Regions from separate parts of the Homo sapiens genome. Here regions 1 and 2 are each linked to region 3. Evidence: chromatin loops called from intact Hi-C (ENCODE). Cell type or tissue: GM12878. All regions are shown on one strand.

Evidence for each region. A loop is a pair of places that touch in the nucleus more often than their neighbours do. Peaks named below come from ENCODE experiments on the same cell type or tissue, not always from the same donor. Only the 100,000 strongest peaks of a DNase experiment are listed, where the experiment ranks them.
Region 1: a loop joins it to region 3, with 2.7 times the contacts of the local background. A loop is called at or near these places in 2 of 110 quality-filtered maps.
Region 2: a loop joins it to region 3, with 3 times the contacts of the local background. A loop is called at or near these places in 9 of 110 quality-filtered maps.

Annotation. Positions count from the first base shown.
Region 1 is chr1:172,269,324-172,277,323 of GRCh38, reverse strand. All of the region lies in intron 15 of DNM3 (dynamin 3), which reads right to left. Among named protein-coding and RNA genes, the nearest start is that of DNM3OS, 130 kb to the right of the region's middle. In GM12878, no CTCF peak of the experiment used is centred here; no DNase peak of the experiment used is centred here; H3K4me3 peaks cover 499 bases; H3K27ac peaks cover 1,800 bases.
Region 2 is chr1:172,354,342-172,362,341 of GRCh38, reverse strand. All of the region lies in intron 17 of DNM3 (dynamin 3), which reads right to left. Among named protein-coding and RNA genes, the nearest start is that of C1orf105, 62 kb to the left of the region's middle. RefSeq lists enhancers at 1,342-1,968, 3,449-3,528. In GM12878, no CTCF peak of the experiment used is centred here; DNase peaks (open chromatin) are centred at 3,741 and 6,801; H3K4me3 peaks cover 1,205 bases; H3K27ac peaks cover 7,696 bases.
Region 3 is chr1:172,181,648-172,189,647 of GRCh38, reverse strand. All of the region lies in intron 14 of DNM3 (dynamin 3), which reads right to left. Among named protein-coding and RNA genes, the nearest start is that of DNM3OS, 41 kb to the right of the region's middle. In GM12878, no CTCF peak of the experiment used is centred here; DNase peaks (open chromatin) are centred at 4,227 and 7,917; H3K4me3 peaks cover 1,108 bases; H3K27ac peaks cover 2,677 bases.

The DNA.
Region 1 (8,000 bases), 88 kb before region 3:
CTTTTCACTACCCAAGTGAGCCTGATCTGCAAAATATGAGTTTTTGCAAAGTATTTCTGATTACTTATACAAACGTTAAGGCTGGTTAGAGTCCTAGAAATCTAGAAAATTAGGATCATGAGAAATCTCATTTGTTATACTATATCATTAACAGAAATATCCATCTCTTTCCAATACACTACTAGAGTCATGAATGCAGAGGACAAGGACCATTTTTGTACCCATTAGCTCCTACCTCAGAGCCTAATACATAACAGATGCTCAATAAAGCACTTATAGGTTGAATAATTTCTACCCTTAATCTTTCTCAGAGACAGTTTTCTAGCCACATATTTTTTTAAAGAAAACATAATGAACTTTTTTTGAATTCCACCATGATTCAGATTTTTGTCAATGGCTATTTGAAAGCTTAAATATGTACTTATTCATTCATTATTGTCACAAATACTTAACTTTCCAAACAACTCATAGAGTTGTAAGGCATGCTTTCCTCTCAAAGGAACTATCTTGCCTTTTGTCTAACTTATAATTCTCATACTCTTTATTGTAATTGACATCAGCTTATCGAATATGGAAGTGAGGTTCCCCATTTAGGATTCTGGGGATACTCTAACTCATAAGAAGAATCTCAGAAGCAGGTTGAAGGTATCAATAATAAACAGTGGTATCACACTCAAGACTGGTTTATAATTAACAAGAACACTCACTCAATAAGGCCAGCTGGAACATAGTCCTATACACACACACACACACACACACACACACATTAAGATTTTTTTTCTGTGATTATTACAAGCTAATTTGTGTTACAGGATTTAAAAGAATTATAACACAATTTACACATAAATCTTCCTAAACATAATTTAAAATCTAATCCTTAATAATGCATTTCAAACTTCTTCCTGTTTAGAGAATATTAGCAAAATAAGTTATCGGAAAAAGTTATGAGGAAATGGTAGTGCAGAAAATAGTCAAGTGAGTATATACTATAGGGGTCACCTAAGCCAAATTCCCCCATCAGGCAGGACTCTCTTCTATGACATCATTCACAGGTAGGATTTACCATTTGTTTCTTTTTGCCCAGACAGTCCCAGTTTATTGCCAAGTGCTGTCCCACACTAATTATTAATACTGTCCCCTTTTACTCTCAAGAGTGATGATAAATTAGGACACCCTACCAATAAGTTGTTATCTAGCTTCTGCTAAAGTGCTCTGGAAATGGGGGGAGGCTTGCTAACTCACAAGTTGCCCATTCTATTTTTAAAAAGCTATACTAAAAATATATACTATATATGTAATACATAAAATCTTAAGAGTATTAAAAACCTCTTCCTGATGATATGCTGATATCTTTTTCTGAGCCACTTTTACACATTACTAATTCAGTCCTCTGGAAAGACAACGCAGAATGCGAGTCCTTCAGTTCCATAAGGCAACTTTCATGCCTTCCTTAATTTTTGACAAGTTAAACATAAAACACTTCAGTAAGGAAATACTCTTCAAGGAGAAATTTCAAGGCAATAAAAATTATCTTTTAATAATAGATGATGTTACGGAACTATATTTCAGATGTTTTCATGGGAGCCAGGTTCTCCAAAGGAGTAGCAGCACCTGACAGTGTGCTTTCTCAGAACTTCTGGCTTGAGTACACTATGTGTGTTTCCATGGGCTGGAAACAAATATTTGTTTTCCAAGAGTGTCAGACCAGTTGAGCCATGTGAAAGAAAAAATTAATAATCATCTCTGGTGGGGAGAGGCAACAGAAGTTAGCAGGTAAGGTGGTTTTGAAAAGAGCAAGAAGGTTGAAATGTCAACAACTGTATCTTTCTCAAGTTTTTTTTTCTTCATTTATGATTCAGGTATTTGAAAGAAGGCACTATAAAGAAGCAGACATGCAGCATGCCAAAAAATCCAAATATTTTCCAGATTGTAGAAGAAAATTAGATTATGTTGAAAATAATTAATGATAAAATAACTTTAGTGACAAATATTGAGCCTGCATGTTCTTGTTCTGTATGTTCTATCATCTGTATATTCACACAGATGATAGCCTCTGTGTTAGAGGTATAGTTAATGGAAATTTGATCTATCCAATAATTTAATAAGTATCTGGACCATGTGTTCTAATCTATGAGATATAAGTGATATACACTTTGAATGGTTCTACCTGATGAGCCCACACTACCATAACTAATTCTACTTGTGCATCTAGCAACAGCTACACAGATGGCAAGTCATAGTTGTCTAGGAATAATTAACCTTGACTAGACAGTGCATGTGGCAAATTCAACCTTACATTTGTGATGGCCAATAACAGAGCATTGCTTCAGGTCCCAGAACTGCTTGTTTACTAGTGTATAATGACAAAAATACAGAAACAAAGAGTAAGCAGTTGGAAGCCCTTGTAGCAATTTGACACTGCTATGACATCCAAGCCCTGATCAGTGGACTAGTCTGTCTTGTTCAAGTGTTTAGACCAGTTTGAGTGCTGCTGAACTCATAAGGTGAGTCTCATGCCATGCAAGTTGCAAACTGCTCAGGCGTGCAATAGGACCTTGCATTGATCTGCAAGTAATTGAAAATTAAAAAAAAAAAAAAAACCTTCACTAGAGAAGGTTTAAAAACCAGTGTTTCAGGGAAATTCTCGGTTTTAAATTTCTCACCATTTTGATCCAAGATGAAGGATATTAAGCAAATAACCCTTGGCATACATAGCATTTAGTAAAAAAAATCCAACAGCTCAATATTTCTTGGCTTTCATCACTTCTCAGATCTATCACAGTGGAGGGGAAGGAAGGAAAGGTATGCATGATATCTTTACCCCAGACTAGAAAAGTGGCTCTCTCATTTGAGACTGAAGCCCTGTTCCTTTCCCTCTGGGGCAGAATTAAAGAGCAAGGGATATGCTTATGTTGTTGGTGATAAGGCTGTCCTCTTTAGTCACTTCTTCATTTCCACACATCCTTCTCAAACATCAACACATTTCTAGCATCTTCATCCCCTTTCAATCCTGAGCTAGTTGATGATTTCTCTCCCTGACACCATCTGCCCTGCATCATCACTCAGCAAAGAGCAATGGTAGTTAAAGGGAGTAAACAAATGCTCTGGAAATTCCATCACTGTTTCGGTTTTTATATTGGGGTTGAGTAGGAGGGGACTGAGTGACATGGCTTTCGATGCTAAGATAAATCTATCAATTTAGCTGACATGAGTTTGACTTTTCAGAGGTATTCTGTCTTTACCATCTGCTTTACGACAGTGTGTAGGGGACTTGAAAAATCAAATTTGGCAATCAATGTAATATTGATTCTTCACAAGTAAGAGAAACATCCAACAGACTTACTTATGCAATAAGCACACCCCCCATTGCATGAAAATACAGCTTAAGCTGATGTGACACCACTGAATCATTATATCACGTATTGCATAACTGCCATTTCACAATAGTCCTCAAAGTATTATCTGGGGACTACTGGGGTACACAGGACTCTTTCAGGAGTCCCCAAGATCCTTTCAGATGTTTCTCCAGATCAAAACCATTGTCATAATACTAGTTTGCTTTTTTCACTTTCATTCTGTTATGAATATACAGAGAAGTTTATCAAAAAGGGACATGATGTGATGATGTTATTACCTGGCAATTAATGGAAAGTAAAGTTGTGTACTAGAAATTTGAAAGAGAGTATGTGCATTTTCTGAGATTAACTCATTTGTTCTCAGTGCTTCTACCACACCCTTAATAATTATTTTTGTTTATGCTTGCTATAATCTTTGTTAACCTCATTATCATCCAATACATTGTGATTTTGAAATCCTAAAGTTTCCCTTGGGCCTATGTACAGACACAACAAGAAGTAAGTATATCTTTTTGTCTTGTTTTGCAATGCTTTAATTTACAAAACTTGTAGTTTTAAAATTTTTATCTAAAATGTATTATTTTAGGATTTAGTAGTTCTAAAATAAAAGAAAATGTATTTTCCTTATGTTTAAGGATGGCTCATTGGCTTAAAAAAGGGAGATTTGAAGAGAAACTTTCTCAACCCTAGCTGCAACAGCTACATCTAAAGATATTGAAGAAGATAAGACTGACATGTCAGAGTTAGTGCTCTGACTCCTAGAAGGAAGGCATCTAATGCAAAGAAACAGGACAAAACTATAAATAACAAAAAATTAAAACTACAAATAAAGCTTTCTCTTATTTTTTAACATATGTATATAATTTACCTATTGTCTTTTGCAATTGAACACTTGAATAGCATTTTAATGCCACTTAAGTTACAGCCTCATTTTGAGATGAATCATTGAACATTTAAAGAAAAAAGAATAAAATATTTTAGACATAGGTATGTTCTTTGTAAGCCCAATATTGTTTGTTAGGGCTTTTCAAACTAGAAGTGAAAAAGTCCTTGAAGCATTTTATAGGATAAATCATTGTGCTGCATTAGCTGGAGAAGTGCACACTAGCTGAGAGTCTAAAAGCTTTTGTACAGTTGGCATTGCTGAATGTCTACTGGATAACAGAAGTCAAGAAAAAGAAATGACTATAATTTTAAAATGACAGAGTTAATTTGTCTAATTAAATATTTAGTTGCTGCCATGAAACATGAGTTTAGAACTCTAATCTGCAGAATTATACTTTTGCCCTAAAATGGACAAGTCTAAAGAATGACACTTGTTTTGATTCTATTTGTCTGGTATCAGTACTAACTAATCCTCAAAGATATTCATTTAAATGAATTCTTATCAATGAACACAAGTATTACTGAAATAGCCAAAGTGTAGAATCACTTTAATTTCATGGTTTATGGAGCAACAAATATATTAACATTGCACTGATGGTGCAAAGGCAAGGGTGGGTGCCCTAGCATAAACCAAGGCAACATCACAATGAGGTACTGACTGATGGTCATTGTAGCCTTCACTGCTATGTCATCACAGTTTTAAAAAAAGCAAGTTTCACTTAAGGATATCCTGATGAAGCAGTTAAAAATATTAATTCTATTATATCCAAAGATTAAATTTTAATTTAGATTCATATATTCTAGATAATAATTATGTATTAATTATAAGTGAATATTTTCTAGAGATTAAATTTTAATATTCCATGTCACAAAATAAGAAGTACACACAAGCACTTCTGCTGTATCCTGAAGTGCTTGTCTCAAGCAAAGCAGTTGTAAGGTGAAGCAGATGCTGTTTTTCATGGGATTCCGTTTTTACTTGAAAAACTGGCTAACAATCTATCGTTACTAAAACTTCAGTTTTTGGCAGATATTTTCTCAAAAATAAACAAAATAAGCCTGTCATTTAAAGGAAAACAACTGACACTATTTGTGGCCAATGATAAATTTTTGTGTTAGAGTTTTGGAAAACTCATATCTATCACCATGGGCGTCATTGACACCTTCCCTTTTTCTGATAAGATTGGTGGATATTAATGAATGTGATTTTTAAGCATTGTAGAATGAAATGTATAAACATTTGGAAGATCTGTGTAAATCAGTGAACCAATGTTTTCCAAATGACAAATGTATGATGTTACAAAATCATTCATAAGTAAAAGATCCATTTAAAGTGCATGATAGACCAATGAATCAGTGTAGCAGAATATAGAAAGCTCATTGATATGATTTCAGATCCCTCATTGCAATTAACTTTTAAGAAACAATTACTTGTCGAGTTTTGGTGGAATATCAAAGAAGAAGATCCACAATTTTAAAAGGCTATTAAAATACTCTTCCATTTTCTACACATCTGTGTGAGGCCAGGTTTTCATCATTGATTTCAACCAAAACAACATATTGTAACAGATTGAAAGCAGAAGCAGATATGGGTATCCAGCTGTCTTCTGTTAAACTACACATTAAGAAGATTTGCAAAACTGTAAAAAAAAGCCACTCTTTTCAATAATTTTTAAAGTAAAACATATAATTTATGTTAACATAAAATGGGTTTATTAGGGTTAGTTTTAAATAAATGAATATTTTTAAAACCTCATTTTTAATTTCTAACAATAAATATAATTGGTGGTGTGCTGATAAAAGCTTATCAACAGACTTTCTAGAAAAAGGAGAAGCTATGATTTTAGCATTTGCTAGTTTTCTGGTATAAATACTCTCACTATGGCCAGTTTCAAACAACAATGTGAAGTCAACCAACTCACAATATTCCTGATATAATCCACACACAGTCCACATAAACAAAAGCTCTTTGTGGTCTTCAACAATTTTTAAGAGTGAAAAGGAGTCCTCCTTAGTACAGTGATGATAGAGCAACTTATTTATTTTCTGAAGCAAAATCATTTTATAATATTAAAAAGAGTTTAGGCTAATATCTGGTAGTATAACACATATCACTCATACTCTTACCTATAAAAGATTTCAGTGAGGTGTGGATTTAACACACACTGAGAGCAAAGGCAGTTACTTGTTTGAATAGTCAAAACTACTCTCTGCAACTGCATTTTTTGAAACTGTTCCTTTATACCCACAGTACTTTTTTTTTTCAGATTCTAAGAAATAAACACAGGCAGTTTCAAAATTAGAAAAAGAAAGAAAGGAGAAAAACTCGCTACAGTTAGACGTTGCAAATATTTTCTTCATGAAACTATGCATCTGCTCAGAGTTAGCTGCAGAGTGTGACTAACATTTTCTACCAAGGCTTGTACCATGTCGGTTCCCTTTGCTGAGGCTGTGTGTTAATTAAAATTAATTACACATGCCAGTAAATAGTTTCCCTTTGAATGCAGCAAGTTGAAGCAGAATAATATAATTTATGTGTAAGGAATATAATTCAAACCTTCACAGTATTTTTTTTCAGCAGGTATAGGTACTAAAGACATTCTTTATGGGTAAGTTGGTGTCACCATAAGTCAACTAAAGAAAACTGAAAATATATTAGACATGCAATGTTAAGTCACACAAAGATTCTTATTTGTAAATTGTTATTTTTAAAAGACAGGTTTATTATTAATATCTTGAGTGCATGATTGAAGTAGCTCAATTATCTTCATTTAGCATTATAGTTACAAGTGCTGTTTGGCTTAAAGGCTTTTTTTTTTTTTTCAAATTCAAGAACTCCTAGGCAAGGTGTTATTACTTTAGTAATGTCAGGATAGTATATGGTAACACTGCTAATAATAGAAAACACTTATGGCTGCCAGAGATGCCATTATTCAACTCTAACTGAATTGAAACAGCAATAGACTTGAAGAATAATCCTCTTTGGACTTTTTATGTTTATTCTACTATTTGACGTAAGTTTTTTTCTTACTATATTCTACATGTTATTGCTAAAAACCTGATTATTCCAATAGTCAATAAAACATGCCCTTAGTTTCCTTTATTTTTGTTCTTGGGAGGCCTCTAAGACGGCCAAAGAGATATTGGTATTTAAACATTTCCTTCAGGCTGGGCCCAGCTAGGGATATTTTCGCAATCCTGCTTATTCATTTCTGAAGAGCTCTGCTCCCTAGGTTGCTGACTGAAATACCTGAACACTTGCTGTCTCACTACTGGCTTCAGCCTGGGGGCCCCACGCTATCACAAATTCACAAAATCACCACCACACTGGCTAAAAGGAAGCTGCAGCACACAACTCACTTTAATTCCATCCTTAACATAAGTAACCAAAATATAAACTTATTCTTTGAAATAAAAGCCTGAAACAAGACAGATAATATCTTGAATCCAGTTCTTCAGAGTGACTAATAGCTTTCAAAAAGAAAAGCTAGTTTTTTTAACAAAGCCTAGCAATCATTTGTATCAATCTCTTTTAAGGTAGAATAGTGATCTATCAGTTCTCTTACAGCTTACCACTACAGTGTCTCATTTAAAGCATGTCTCTTAGAATTGATCATATTTTTTCTGTAGCATGTTTACAACTAGCGATTGGGTCCCCTATCATTAATGAATAGCAGCTGGGGTTGTTCTATGGTTTCCAAATGGAGGCACACTTCTGTCCCAAGCTGCAGTGTTTGTCTGACGAGGGTAGTGGGGAAA
Region 2 (8,000 bases), 170 kb before region 3:
TTATTCAAGACCTGGCCCAAATGATCCCTCTTTCCTAGACACTCATAGCTTATTAAACATTTCTTATCGTTAAGGCTTTATATTCTTTTCATGTATTATTGTTAATTGCTTTCTAATAGGTCTTCTCCCCTGTATTTTAATGTATTACACACAGTTGGTACTCAATCATATTTAATAAGTGAAAGTGGAATTTTTCTTTTTAACAATTTAAAGGAAGAATAAGAAGAGAATGGTGGAAGAATGCTCAGCTGAGGTAAAGATAAAGGTATTGGGCAGCTTCTTCTGGTTGGCTTCTGTATTCTCTTAAGAGGTGACATTCTTGCCTACAGGAAAAGTGAGGGACAGATGTGATGGAAGATCATTTTTGGAGCAGGTGATTGGCTAGTCAACAAAGAGGTGAGTGAAAGGAGGGCAGGGTCTTATAAGTGTTGGGTATTTGCAATGGTCCAGATTTTGCAGCAAGTTTTCTTTTACTAAGCGTTCACGGTTGGAAGGACAGAAAAAGCATAAAGACCTAGCACTGATGACTTGTGTAGAAAGCTTCACCATAATCACTAATAAACATTTAACATAGAGAGGTGGCTATTGCAGAATGATGTCACAGACAACACTGAGATGCCAAACAGGGAGCTCAGGGTAAGGAGAGAACCTAACACTACTTGTCAGGTCAAGACTCTCAACTTGGCTGCTGGGAGAATTACCTGGGATGGCTTTAAAGACTATTGATACCTGGGCTCCACCCTCAAATATTATGATTTAATTGGTCTGGGGTGAAGCCAGGAGCATTTGCATTTTTTAAGTACTCCAGTTTGAGAACCCTGCAGTAAAGAGATATAAGTCTGGGAAAAGCAGGGGAGTTAAGTGATTGAAGGTTCTACTGAGGATAGAGTACAGGATGAAATAAAAATGCTATTTATGGTCTCAGGCCTGAAAATTCCCAGGAAAAAGAAGTGTCTGACTTAGCGTAAAAGAAAGTATCTATGTTTTAACATTCAAATGTGATCTCAGCTAGTTTCTACTAGACAGACATCACCATTCCCTGACCGTCATAATTGGCACTAAGGTAGGCAAATGGTTGAACGGGAAAGGAGAAGTTACGAAGCTTTCTTCTAGTCTCTACTTTAAAAAGAAAGTTGCCCCTCCCACATAAGCCTTACTGGTTCTTTCTGAGACCCAGTGAAACGAGAACAAGTGCAGAAGGGACACAGGATGCTCAGGAAATCCCATAGTGGGCCAGACCCAAGGTCAGCCACCCCAATAAGTCTCAAGAGTCATCCTGTGCGGGAGCTCAAAGCTGTTCTCTGACTTCTGTTGTAAAAGTCAGGTATAGCCCCAGTTTTCTTAGTAGCCATTTGTGGCTCTCATTCATAAATCTGGCTAAAAGATTTCTGAATTCATTTACATTTCCTGCCAGTCCCACCTTTTGGGACTAATGAGTTCCACAAGTTTATAACCTGCTATGTGAAGTAGATTTCCTTTCATTTGCCCTAAACTTACTGCACTCTGTTTTAAAGAGTGCCTTCCTTGTCCTAAGAAGAAAATGTAAACAGAATTATAAGATGAGGACAGATTGGCTAAAGTAAGCAGGGCAGAAAAAGAGCAAAGGTGTTACAAGCAACCGCAGACTACCTTAAATCCATAGTGTAGTTTTAAAAGGCAAACATGGCTGGAATGCATGATCCAGAGGGGAGCTGGGTGTGTTACACAACAATAGCTCCATTGTTCTTAGCACTTGTTAGACCCTTGCAGGGGCTCTGCATTTTGCCTGAGGCTCTACTGCTCAAATGAAAGGGAGAGCTTGAATATTTAGCAGATATTAAGAAAACGGATTAAAATACTGGAAGTAAAAGTAAACAAATTTGGATGTCTCAGGGTATACAAGAGAAAGTTATTCTATATAAAAATAGTAGGATACTATCTATAAAGTGAAAAATAGTTGTTTTACATTTGAATTAAAGCACAAAGAGGAGTCAAAATGCATCAGATGATGATTTAGCTTTGCTATAAGAAGGAACTTCCTGACACCTATTATTATATGTAAGACCAAGTGGAGATAGAAAACTTTGCATTTTATTTTGTTTTGAATGTTCATAATTCCAAATTGATTTGGGGTTCATCTTACCTTTGTACATCCCTCAGTGGATTATAAAGATAGCTAAATGAGTTATTTACCCAGAGGGATATGGTAATATTGAATTAGGCATCTTACAAAATAAATTTGTGATGAAAATACTAATATGTACACTTTTAAAAATTATAAGGAAACAACTAATTTTTTTAAAAAAATCAATTTTAGTGTGCTAAAGTAGACTAAATAGTAGACTAAACTATCTGTTGCATTTTTTTCCTCCAAGGTCATAGTATACAGTTGATTATAGGAAAGTCTTGTGTTTTAATGGAAAATAGGGCAAAGGTTATGTGCAACAGGAATCCAGTCATGTGGAGCTTGCAGAACGCAGGTTAGGCTCATAAAACTGCTCATTAAAATGCTGTGTTCTGAAGCAAAAGCAAATAAATGAGCTCAGGGAAAAGAGCCGCAGAAAATTGTCTAGAAATATTTCCATGAAAGACTGTGAAAATAGTCCTTCCCAGTCATAAGAAACGTGCAGATATTGCTTATACAAATAGCCCACACTTAAAAGACTTTTAAATACCTTCCCTGAAATGCTGGTTTTGACCTTCTGCCAAGAGCTACTTAAGGTTTTTTTTTTTTTATTTTTCTGAATAGACTGTATGATGAGTAAAAAATAAAAAGGCATATACACCAGAAGCTTTTAAAACAACATGAGAAGAACAGTTTGGTTATTACTCCCTACTCCAAATTGTAGTTTAAACTTAGCAAGTTCACAAGTTCTACAATGGTTTTAAATGCCAATCTCAAATTAAAGAAATTAAGACAAAAAAAATCTTCAAGATTTATAGGGCTCCCTGATTCTCTACATTTTACTATCTTACAGTAGAGAAAACATAGATTGAGGAATCTAAAAAAAAAGTAATAGTTATGGCTTGCTGGCAAAATAATGAACAGCAAGAAGATTTCTAAGAAGACAGCCCCAAAGCAATTCAGACAGACCATGCTTACACAACGGCTGGCTGGTCTATGCGGCCTCAAGCCAAAAACAACAGCCAGCAGCTCCCATCACTTAGAAAGGAAACTGCACTACTTGATGCTGATTAAATGTGTGTGTGTGTGTGTGTGTGTGTGTGTGTGTGTGTTTTGTGGGAGTTGTTCAGATGCCCATCTGATTTTCAGTATAAATTCAGTGATGCCCCAGGCCCCGTCTGAGCCACCAGAGGGGCAACCAGGTGAAATCTCACCATGCTAAGTGATTAACCAGAGTGAAGCCAGCTCACAGAAAACAGACTGCTCCAGAAAGAAGCACAAGTAATGAGTCATGTGGTCTGAAATCATACCGACTACTCTGTCTGTGGCTTTTTTTTCCTTGCACCATTTCCACAGTGTGTTAGAATCAGGAAGGGAGACCCGGAAAGGAGTCAAATATGAGCATGGAAATTTTATGTGCTTTTTATTATCTTAAGTAAAAAGAATTACCAGTGGCAACATTCCCTTTATACTTCTACAACTTATTTTATCTCAAGAAAAGCAGTCTGGAGCTGGCTTGTGAGAAGCAATGAATCAAACTGAGAGAGACTCCTTCTAAAAGCCAGGCTGGATCACAGCAGGCTTCTGGCCAACATTTACTCTGCTGTTTCAGTCAGGTTTCACTGCTGTTGTTGCTGTTTCATTCTGGTGGGGGAGGGAGCTGACTGAGAGTCTTGTAGAGATTTGGCTAAAATAAAAATAGAGCTATTTTACAAAGCTAAACCAACTCACATCCTGTGAGATAGCCTAGATGTTTGATAAACCACATCTTGGCAACAACAGCTCATCTCTGAGTTAGCTGTAAAAAGGGATTTTCCTAATTCATCCAGCTCTAAACAAAATAACCCGCTCTTCTTTCTTCCCACTGGTGTTTGACATACCTTATTCAGGAATAATTATTTCTTTTACTTTAGTAGATTTTAAAAGCTAGCATTGTTCTTTCCATAGTGGTCATTTACATTTTTACCTACGCACACACACATATACACACGCGCACATTCTTGCACAAGTTAGCAAGATTTAAAGCCTCTCATTTTTTATTCTTGAAGTCCCGAAAGGGAAACTGCTATTCATGTGCCAAAGAACACAGCCATTCATTATTATTTTTTCTTTATTTCTCTCTGTATACCCTCCCAATAGGATTAAAAGCGGTCTGGGATGTAGGGTATGAAGGCAGAAGAAGGAGAGGAGTGGGAGGTAGGAAAAGATGGCATTTTAATAGCCTCTACCACACTGATTCAGCACAGTAGGAACCTTGTGCTTCAGACTCAAACTGTTTCCTTCCTGTTCAGCATTGCACTTGGCCCACTTTTCCTGAAGCCATGCATTGATGTCTGTGGACAGAACTGGAGGTAACATATAAATGGCCTTTCTTAGAATATGGGAGGATGGAGAGGTCTAAGGAAGCTATCATTAACACTATCTTTGATTTGTAAAATAATTTTCATCTTGAAATAATTTGTCTTATTAAAAGGTTGAAAATTAATACAAAGAATTCCTGTACATCCTTCACCCAGATTCTTCGAATGTTAGTATCTTACAAAACTACACAACAATGATCAAGATAAGGAAATTGACATTGTAATACTATGACCCAGGATCTAATCCTCAATCATGTATTACATTTAGTTATGCCTCTTTAGTCTCCTTTAATTTGGAGCAATACCTCAGTCTTTTTTCATCTTTTATGACCCTAATAATTTTGTACAGTATTGACCAGTTATTTTGTACAGTGTCCTTCAATTTGATGTTTCCTCGTTATTAATTTCAGGTTGTGCATTTTTAGCAAAAACACGCCACATAAATGGTGTGTCTTTCTCAGTGCATTACATCAGGAGACATGTGATGTCGATCTGTCTCATTACTAGTGATGTTAACTTTGATCATTTGGTTAAGATGGTGTCTTCCAGGTTTCTCCACTGTAAAGTTTCTATTTTTTCTCCTTTGAAATTAATAAGTATCTTGCGGGTGATATTTGAGGCTATGTGAATATCCTGTTTCTCATCATACTTTTACCTACTCATTTTAACATCCATTGATGATTCTTAAGAGAAACTATTACTGTGATGTTTTGCAAATGGTGATTTTTAAATTTTGATCTTCTCTTCTAAATTAATTAATTATGAGGAACAGCTTTCCCTTCTCCTTCATATAATTACTCATTCAACTGTTTATTTATGTAAGTATGGATTCTTATTTTATTCTATGGATTATAATCCATTACTGTCATTATTTTATTTCTGAAATTGTCCCAGATTTAGTCATTGGGAGCCTCCTGTAATTTGCCTCTTGTATCTTTTTCACATATATCCCCATAAGGTTTTGAGCACTTCCTTACTTTCTAGCATCATGAGACATTCCAGGCTCATCTTGTACTTTCTCTGCCCCAGTCCTGGAATTTCTCCAAGGATCCTTGGCTCCATTTATTGAGAGATAGTATAAAGTAACCTTATCTTTTTCTGTGAGTCACAGTGAGTACATAACTCTCCTAGTGGTAAAAAGTCACCAGCATGTGGGTGGAGAGAAACAAAGGTCCTGTACTTCCAGTGTTGTGGGGGTACAGTTTTCATAACCATAAACTTTAATATAATAATGTCTTTCCCAGCTCAGCCTAAATTGGAAATCCTTGCTTAGGTAATGACCTGGAATCATAATAGAATGTGCAAGATCAACACAATTAAAAAAAAAATTCTGAGGAGTCTATGGCTCTTTCATTACAAATTTAAAACCCCGTCAAATTTTCAGTATGTTTAGCAAAGTGTAACTTGGATTAAAATAAGTAAATCTTATATAACAATGTTTACTGTTTTTTCCTGATTGTTTTATAAGTCAAAAATGAACAAAATATGGTTAAAACTTCTACATGGCAATGTAATTAAATTAAGTGCTGTTTAGTATTTGTGAGAAAATAAAACTGTTCAGATGGCTTTTAATCACCATACATTACTATTATTCTTGTTGTTTTAATATTGGCTTAGATTTACCTAAATGTTTACCCACTTCTTTGTCCATGTTCCTTCTGGATCATTTTCCTTCTTCCTAAAGTACATTTTTTCGTTTCGTTCCTTTTATCTTTGATGGCAAACTGTTTTTGCTGCCTGAAAGTGTCTTTATTAGGCCTCACTTTAAAATAATCCTTTAACTAGGTATTCAGCTGTAGCTTGGCAGTGTTTCCCTCTGTACTTTGAAGATGATTCCATTATTTCTGGTTTCCACTTTTGCTCTTAAGAAGTCTGAACTGTTGTTCTTTAGTAGTTGATATATTTTTTCTCTGGATGCTTTTATGGTTATCTCTTTGGCTTTGGTGCTCTGCAATTTCATTATAATGTATGTCTGGATGTTATCTGTGGTCTTCCTAGATCTTAGAATTCATGACTTTCATCAGTTCTGGAAACATTTTAGTCATTCTCCTATTCTCCTCTAGAATGATGATTAAACATATATTAGATCTTCACAGCCTGTCCTTCGTGTCCTATATACATTCCTATCTTTCCATCTTTCTGTGTTACATTCTAGGTAATTTATTCAGTTATATATCCAATCGTGTATAGGAGCTGGTTTATACCAGCTCATGAGAACCAACTGTACACGTCTCTTTCCAGTTCACTACGTCACATTGGTAGCTTAAAATTGACTACCAATGGTGGGAGCATTCACACCATGGAAATTAGCAAATGCTACAGAACAGGGCTTTCCCCCATCCTGGACAGCTACTTATTAAACATCTATCAGCACACCACTGTGTAGAACCTATTTTATGTAGTCTCTCTCCAGCTGTTTAATCTATTCATAAAATTTTAATTTCAATAACTGCACTTCATTTTTCAAGTTCTATTTGGCTATTTTAAAAATATGACTTGTCTTTAGAAAGTGTTCCTTTCTCAAATTTGTCATTTGCTCTTTTATTTCTTTAAATTTTTTAAATATAGTCCAAAATCTTTCCTACTGTTTGTTATTCTCTTGACTTACTCATGATGGCTTTGTGTGTGTGTGTGTGTCCTTTTAAATGTTGGATTGTGTATTCAAGTTTAGCTGGGCTTCTATTAGATCTGATTTGAGGGTGTGTTGCTCCAGAGAGTATTTATGTTTCTACAGGCTCCCAGAACTGCTTCCAACTTTGGTCCACTTTAATTTCTCAGCTTTGGTTCTGCTTGCGCATGTAAGTGATACATATTTGAATCTCAAATTACAGAATGAGGAACCTATACAAATGGATTCTCAAAGACTTTTCTCTCCTTCCATTCACAGTGCAAGCCGAGACAAATAACTTTCCTCATTTTCTCCTTTTAACGGCAAGCGGATTTTTCTTGATTCACCATTTTCACTGAAGGTGTAGCTTTTTAAGTGTCCTGGCTTACTGTAGGGGTCTTGGTTCCAATTCCCCAATTTTTTCGGGCTGAAGTATTTTCTCCTATCTCCATATGTCTAAGTACATCCAAAGCTCTTGTGTGCAGTGATAGCAAATGCCCCAAGGACAGCTGTGGCTTCACCATAGGCCCTCTGCTTTCCAGCTCCCTTTTTATTTTCTTACCCAGGAATTTCTCATCCTCCTGTGTGCTCAGTCAGGAATTTAAAAGAGCAATTGTCACATTGTCCTTAATATTCCTAGATATTTTGAAGTCAAGATAGCCAGTCTAAAAAAAACCACTAGAAATCAAACTCTACATGTCTTTGTGGACTTATTACAGGTTAGAATAATAAAGATTTGAGATTTCTCATTGTGATAGAAGCAGGAGGAAGATAAGGGGGAAAGTCCCCAGAGAATCTCCCACCAGCCTGAGCACTGAGAGGACAGGGTGCAGCCTTGGGAAGTTGGTGCTATTTGCAGTGGGGAGGAGCCTGGCCTCTCCTATTTCTGTGTGATAAACCAGGATTCAATCTGTGAAATGGGGGCCTG
Region 3 (8,000 bases):
CAAAAATGGGCTAATATAGTCATCTACGTTAGCACCCCAAAAATAAATACATAAATACTTAGATATGCTTCTACTAACATATGAAAAAGATCTATATGAGGAAAATGAAACTCTAGTGAAATAAATCAAAGAAGACCTCAATAAATGGTGGGAAATTCCATGTTCATGAATAGGGAGACTCAATTACATTAACATGTCTATTTTCCTCAACTTGATCTATAGATTAAATGCAATCCCAATTAAAATAATAGCAAGTTATCTTGTAGATATTAACAAACTGCTTGTAAAACTTACATAGAAAAATAAAAGACTCAGAATAGCCAACATAATACTCAAGAAGAAGAATCAGAGACTGACACTACTCAAATTCAAGATTTACCATAAAGCTATAGTAATAAAGAGAGTATGGTATTGGTGAAAAACTAGGCAAACAGATCAACGGAACAACATAAGAGCCCAGAAACAGACCACACAAATCTAGTTAACTGATCTTGGACAAAGGGAAAAAGGCAATTCAATAGAGAAAGGATAGTCTTTTCAACAAAAGATGCTGAAAGAACTATAAGTCTACTCGAAAAAGAACTGCATGTACACAGTGACCTCACACTTTTTACAAAAATTAATTCAAAATGCATCACAGACTTAGACACAAAACACAAAATTATGAAACTCTTACAAAATAACATAGGAGAAAATCTAGGGGAACTTGGGTTTGGTGAAGAGTTTTAAGGTATAACATCAAAATCACAATCCATGAAGAAAAAAATAAGTTGGGCCTCCTTAAATTAAAAAACTTGACAATGCCAAATAGAGATAAACATGCAAAGGAACAGGAACTCATATTCGTTTCTGGAAGGAATGCAAAATGATGCAGCCACCTGTAAAGATAATTTGGTAGTTTCTTACAAAACTAAACGTAGTCTTACCATATGATGCAGCAATTATATATAATCCTAGGTATTCACCCAAATGAATTTAAAACATGTTCACACAAACACATGCATATAAATGTTTAGAGTAGCTTTTTTCATAATTGCCAAAAAACTGCAAACAGCCAAGATGTCCCTCTATGGGTGAATGGGTAAACAAACTGTGGTACAACCAGACAATGGAATATTATTTAGCAATAAAAAGAAACAGTGACAAGAGGGGCAGATTTTTAAAAAAGAAGAAATCTCCACCCTGTGGTCTAGTGGTTAGGAGTTGGTGCTTTCGTCATGACAGCCCAGGTTCAATTCCTGGTTAGAGAGCCAGTCCCATTTGTTGAAAATCCAGGCAAGGTGGTGCAAACCTGGATTCCCAGCTACTCAGGAGGCTGAAGCAGGAAAACCACCTGAGCCTAAGGAAAAGAAATCTGGAGACGTTAGTCTAACTCCTAATAGTTCTGCTACCTGAGATGTCATTTAGCCATCCTGGCCTCAGTTTCATTACTTGTGAAATAGGAGTAATATCAGAATTGCCAAGACAAATTGATGGATTTTCAAAGTGTATAAATACACAAAATAAAGAAACAAAATTTCTGGAAAGCAAATAAATTTGTCAGTTTAATCACATATTACATACATACACACACATACTTTTGGAATTCAAGGCATATTTTTTATTGAGTTTTGTTCTTAGTAGACATATATAGTGGGTTTGGGGTTTATATTAATTGTCTTTACCTTTTCATTGCTTACTTTATACTATTTGAATAAAGTTAAAGGTGACCTAAAGCAAGATTATTTCTCTAAAGCTGCAAATAAAGGAACTGAGAAACCAGGACAAAGAATCATTCCTGATATAAGGAAACAGGAGAAGTGAAGAGCAACAGGATATTCAGAGAAACATGAAATCTCATATGATCTGAATTTTCTTCTGTAGAAAGAAGAAAAATAGGAAAGGAGAAAAAGTGATTTTCTTAACATTTGTAACAATGCAAACCATCTTTGAGGGACAAGATGGAGAAGAACCTTAAAATGAGGAGGCACAAGTGCCACGCAACCCCACCTCCATGCATCTGCTGTCACATATTAAGGACCCCTGAGCACTGAAGACAAACAAAAACAAAAATAAGGCTACTATCCATTCTCAAGAAAATATAGTCTCATTGAATAGATCAGGTCTATACCCAGAAGAATAATTTTTAAAAGTAAAGGATGAACCACGTTTGGAAAGAACAGCACTTACTACCAGGGAGGGAAGAAAAGAAGGGCTCAGGGCAGAGGCAGTGAAGATCTTCACTGTGTAACTGTAATTACCATTCTAAAGAATCTGATGCAAGTATATTATAATGCTAAGATTGTATTAAAATGGGTGTTATTTCTATTCTCCATTTATATATGTATTAAAATATTTTATAGTAAAAATTAATTTACAAATAAACCAAAAGAGAGAAAAATGAATATCATATTGCTGATACAAAGCGTAAGTGGTGTGAAAAATCTGAGAGTGATCACTCTGGACTGCTGGTGGGAAAAGGCAGATGGGACAGACTCTCATGCAAAGAAAAGAGGGAGAAAAGAAAACCTTCCCAAACCTACAAGTGAGCCTTGGAAAAAGTAATGACATAAAGTTGTGAGGTTCCCTCCAGGGAGGTCTTCTGACACTTAAGAGGCAGGCAGAATAAGAAGAGAACAAATCATGTGCAAAGATATTTCCTTTCAACATTAAGGTGACTCGGCCATGGAGAGTAGCTTCTCAGAGAGGACAACCTGGATGGTGAGGTTTTCAGAGCTTAGAGACACAAACCCTCCATAGCTAGGGTTCACAACCCATGATCCATGAACAATCTTCAAGATGGGGGAGTCTTCAGAAATCAATCTGTGAATGTGTGCAATAGCCTAAGGAAAACATCTATAACTCCTACGATGTTCTTAAATGTTTACAGAACTTCAAAAAGTTAAAGAACAACTGGTAGAGATGAAAAATACTTCCAGGCTGGCAAATGATGCTCTCAAAACTTTCTATCACCAATTGATTCTGATTCCTTCAGTGAGAGGGGGCTGACCATCAATAGAGGGTGAGAAGTCCCTTGAAGAAGCAAGAAGTAGCAGCCTTTGTATCAAAAGAGGCAGATGCCTGGATTCTGGACCTCTCAAAAATAACCAAAACTTTGCTCTAAATCCATGTCATCTTCAAAAGGGGGGGACAGCATTGTCCTTCTAAATTATTTCCCCTTTTATATTATATCTCTTCTATATTATTTTACCCACGATTGGTACTACCTTAAGGTGGTCAGGAGAATGGAAACTGCATTTCATCATTACAAAGTTAAAAAAAAAAACAGCAACTGACACAGGGTTAACAACCAAGTCCACATTCCCAAACCCTTGTTCAGCTCTCTAGGTCATGTTGCCTTTCTGGGTTATATCTCCACATTTCTTGGAATTTGTAACCGACGTTTAAATTAACTTTTAAGCACTCTGCACTTTGAGGTAAAGTTGGTTGGTCGTAAGCAAAAATAACTTCAAAGTCTGAAGTCCTCACTCCCTTTTGGTCCCTAAGCACCCAAAAGATGTTCTGTCATCCCCCAAACTCTGGAATGTCTTCCCAGGAAGTGAGTTAAAATCACATTTCTCCTTATTCCCATTTTTATTGTAATTATTGATTAACAATAAATTGGTTTCTTGCTTCTCACATTTTTGCCTTTCTGCCTTGCAAATGAGTTTTATCATGCAGGAGACCAATTATAAAACAATGTAAAATATAACAACTGTTCATAATATGACTGCTTGGAATTAAAAAACAATTTTTATTTGAGGATGGGCCAAATTCGTCAGACAAAAAAGTCAAAATGTGGCTCCTAAGACATTTCTCCAGGCTTATTATGACAGTGGAACTAATCAATAAACCCTTCTATATTATTTTATTCCCAGTTTCAAAACCAGCTATGAAATAAACTTAGTTGACTTAGATTATTCAGCAGTTGTTCTTATCTAGCTATGAAGCAGTGTTTGCAATACATTTACAATAGAACTTCACAAAATGGATAAACAATTACCAAAGTCTAGAAAAATGATTCCTAAGTGCACAAACACATTAAAAATCTTCTGTTTAGGCCAGGTTGCTATATAATTCTGAATAGAGTGTGACCTTGCTTCCCTCAGAGGCTCTTTGGAATTTGGCTCTGATTTCAGCCTTTCCTCTGCCAAGCATATAGAATGAATTAGGTGAAGCTCTGTTACAAATGCACCCCACCCACAATGGTTTCCAATAGAGAGCTAAATGTTTTAAAACCACAGTTCAACTTAAATGTAAAAATGGTTCTGCTTTCAAAATTGAGTTTCACTTCCCTTTGTCTTGTGCTCACCCCTTTTTCTCTGCATTCCAATTCTACTCCCCAGTGAGAGAATAAAATTGGAACAAATGTAAACAGGAAACCTAAAGTAAACAGTCTAAATGCATATTTCTAGTCTTTAATTTCAGGTATTCACACACTGAAGGGGCCTCTTTCAATCTCACTGCCGATGCAAATAAAGGAGGCATTAGGAGCTTCCCTCAATTCCATCTTAGCTTTAGTACCCAGAGTCCGTCAAAGACCACTGAGGCAAAGAGCAAAACCTACTTATCTTCAGGACCCAGCATGAACACTGAGTGAGAGGAGCTGCCCCTATGTGTTGACTAAGTTTCCAGCCTCCCTTTTTTTTTCCAAATCACTTTACTTCTATTCCAGATGTTCGATGCTCTCTTAGTGTTCCAATTCTCAGCTGTTACAAAGACAGCATCTCATGAATTAATTTATTATATGGTATAGGGTGTGCAAAAGAAAGAACATGGGCTTGCTGGCAGACCAACTAGGGGATCAAATCTCAGCTACACAGTTCATTCCCTTAAGAGGGTGACAGGAAAGCGATGAACTTCTCTAATATTTGGATTCTACATTTGTAAAACCCCAAACCCAAGTCTGCAATGAGAATGCACATATCAAGTCCATGGGTCAGATTCCGTACTTAATAAACTCTAAGATGATTTTTCCTCCTTTCCCATTCCTGGGCTTACACATCCCAGAAGTATTTGTCTTTTAAAGTAGACAATATGAAGAGAGCAACATTCAACAGAAACAATGAATTTCTTAAAAAGGCAAGTTAGGCCCTGAGCACCTAGCCTGGGGACATATTCTGGGATATTACCATACCCTCCAGATTGTGCTGCTCATTACTGTGTTGAGGGTCATTGTTTAGAAGGGAGGATAAAATTTCTCAATTTCTAAAAAAAATTAATTTCAAATTCCTACTTTTCAATCACCAACTCCCAACTGCAGAAAAACTGCTGTGTCTCTGCAGATGGGTTTTATTTTATGTAGTGGGTATGTCTTACAAGAACTGTGCAATTTAAATGGTGGTCAATGTAATGATATTTTCCATGTTTATTTTGTGATAATTTTCTTTGCTTGTTTAACAGTTCAGGTTGTCTGATGCTATATTCAGACTACATATCTAAATTCTCCATCAGTGTGTCTGGGATTGTTTGAGTTCTTAGTAGGTTTTAACATCATTTAATGAGAAGATTTAGAAAACATTGCAACAATAAACCTAATGAACTTCACAACTTGTGAGGTGAGCAGGATAGGGATCCTCACGCTACTTTGCAGAAATAAAATTGAGATAAAGCAACTAATCCAAGGTCAAGCTATTACTTGAGTGTAACTGAGCCAAGAACATAGATTTTGCTATTATTGTTATGATTGCTGTTGTTTTGAGTACTAGAATATTAATTTCTATTACACTGCTGATTCTCTAGAAAAAAAAAAAAACTTTGAAGCCAGGTGTATTGGCTCATGCCTGTAATCCCAGCACTTTGGGAGGCTAAGGCAGAAGGAACACTTGAGCCCAGGAGTTCAAAATCAGCCTGGTGAAACCCTGTTTCTACAAAAAAAAAAAAAAAAAAAAAAAAAAAAAATTAGCTGGGCATGGTGGTGCAACCCTGTAGTCCTAGCTACTCAGGAGGCTGAGGTGGGAGCATTGCTTGGGCCCAGGAGGTGGAGGCTGCAGTAAGCCATGATTGCATCACTGCACTCCAGCCTGGGTGACAGGGTGAGACCCTATCACAAAAAATAAAAAAATTTAAAAAAGTTTGAATGTATTTACCAAAATAATTGGCAATAATTTTAAGCAACTAACATGTTTTATCATCTGCCAGACCAAGCACATTCCTTACTTTAAAAACTCCACAATGTTTCAGTGTATTTGGGTTTTGAAACCCAGAATCACTGTATTTTCCTTATACTGGTACACAGATAATTCTTAGTATTTATTTGCCAAGTCTTCACTTATGACATCAAAATTTAATTTGTGTTAAAAAAACTTTGTATAATATAGAATATTTTCAACATCATGATATTATATCCATAAAGTGTGTGAAACCAATATATTGAACTTTCCCAGAAATTATTTGTGTTTGAAACCAAAACTGGCTAAATAAAATATATCTCTATTGGGTAGTATGTGGAGACGATATGGAGAATAACAGGCATGATCTAGAGATGGTGCTGTATGTGCATATCTGTATTAATACTGAAACCAGTGATCTTCTCATCCCCTTTCCCTCTCTATGGCCATCACTTCCCACTAAACTTTTGGCGTCTGGGACAGGACAGTGCCTTTCTGTACCTAGCTCCCTTTAGTTAAAAAGTTGCCTTTTTACCAGTTCTTGGTAAAGGAACTAAGAAATTTTTTTTGATAGAAACTATACTCAGTTGTCATGATTATTAAAATTGGACTTTAAATAATTACCTGCACAATTGGAATGATACTACATTATCAATACTTACTCTCAAAATAAAGTGCTGATACTATTCTCATATTGAAGTCACCAATTGCAGGAAAACTGACGATTGGGGTCCTTAAGCCTTCCTGCAATGGTATAAAAGATTGGGTATTCAACTTTTTCTACTTTTGTTTTCTCTCTTTGAATAAAAACAGAAACACAATCTTAGGACTCTGTGCCTAATGAGGCCCAGAATTTGAATTTTCAGGCAGTCTCTGAGGACAATGCAGATAGAGGGAGGGGCATGCAGAGCAGAAGGCCTCTCTATGCTCCACTTTAGTGAGTACCTCTGAGCAGGTTCATTGCAATTCATTTCATCTTTATTTTTGTCCTTAAACAGAGTAGGAGAAAAGCAAGTCTGTGGAGAACATTTTATTGAAATGAGTTGGATTTATTGCTGGACTTGGTTATCTTGTTTTTGAGGAAATATTTGCATTTGAGGGAAAAAGTGTGTTTTATTACTTCATCTCTAGTACCATTTAAGGTATGTAATGATGGTTAGACATCAACCTGCAAAATATTTCTTCAGAGCACCCTGTCCTCTAGCTTCTCATATCCCAGTGATGCCAGATCCTAAATTAATTTCATGCACACAAACTCAACATTATTATCTCCATTTTTATGCTTTATCTAGTGAGTTAAGCATCTTAGAGAAATCGTTTTTTTGTTTGTTTGTTTCCCCTAACTGATCTTGGACAGACTGTTAAAAAAAAAAAAACTATAAAATGTTGTCACATTTTTTTCCTCTTGACCAGACTTCACGTCCCAGCTTGATGACCTTCACACTACAATAATGTTGCCTATTTCTAATAGTAAAAAGTTCCAGTTCGTTATAACCAAAAACTCAAAGAAATCGACTATCAGTCTTGAAACCCCTTACATATTATCTTTAAATAGAGTTCATAAAGTTGTGGCAACACCCACCAAAAACAGACATGAGGCAGATTGATTCATCAGCACCTAATGAGTTAATTAAGAAACAAAAATACAAGAACACACAGAATTATGGCCAGCCTGGCCTTGCTTATTCAGTTTTAGTCAGAGACCACAACTTCTTTCAAATAACCCCAGTTTATTTTCAAAAAAAAAAAAAAAAACCCTGTCTTCAGACAGGATATGGGGGAGGAGTTAAGTGGTGATGTTTTACACATGCACATCTGGATACAGTCCAATTATTTCCCTTAAACATTCCCCCAGTTGTTTTCATTTTGCTCCATGCTTTGGCATTCATAAATTTGTGAGATTAATTGTGT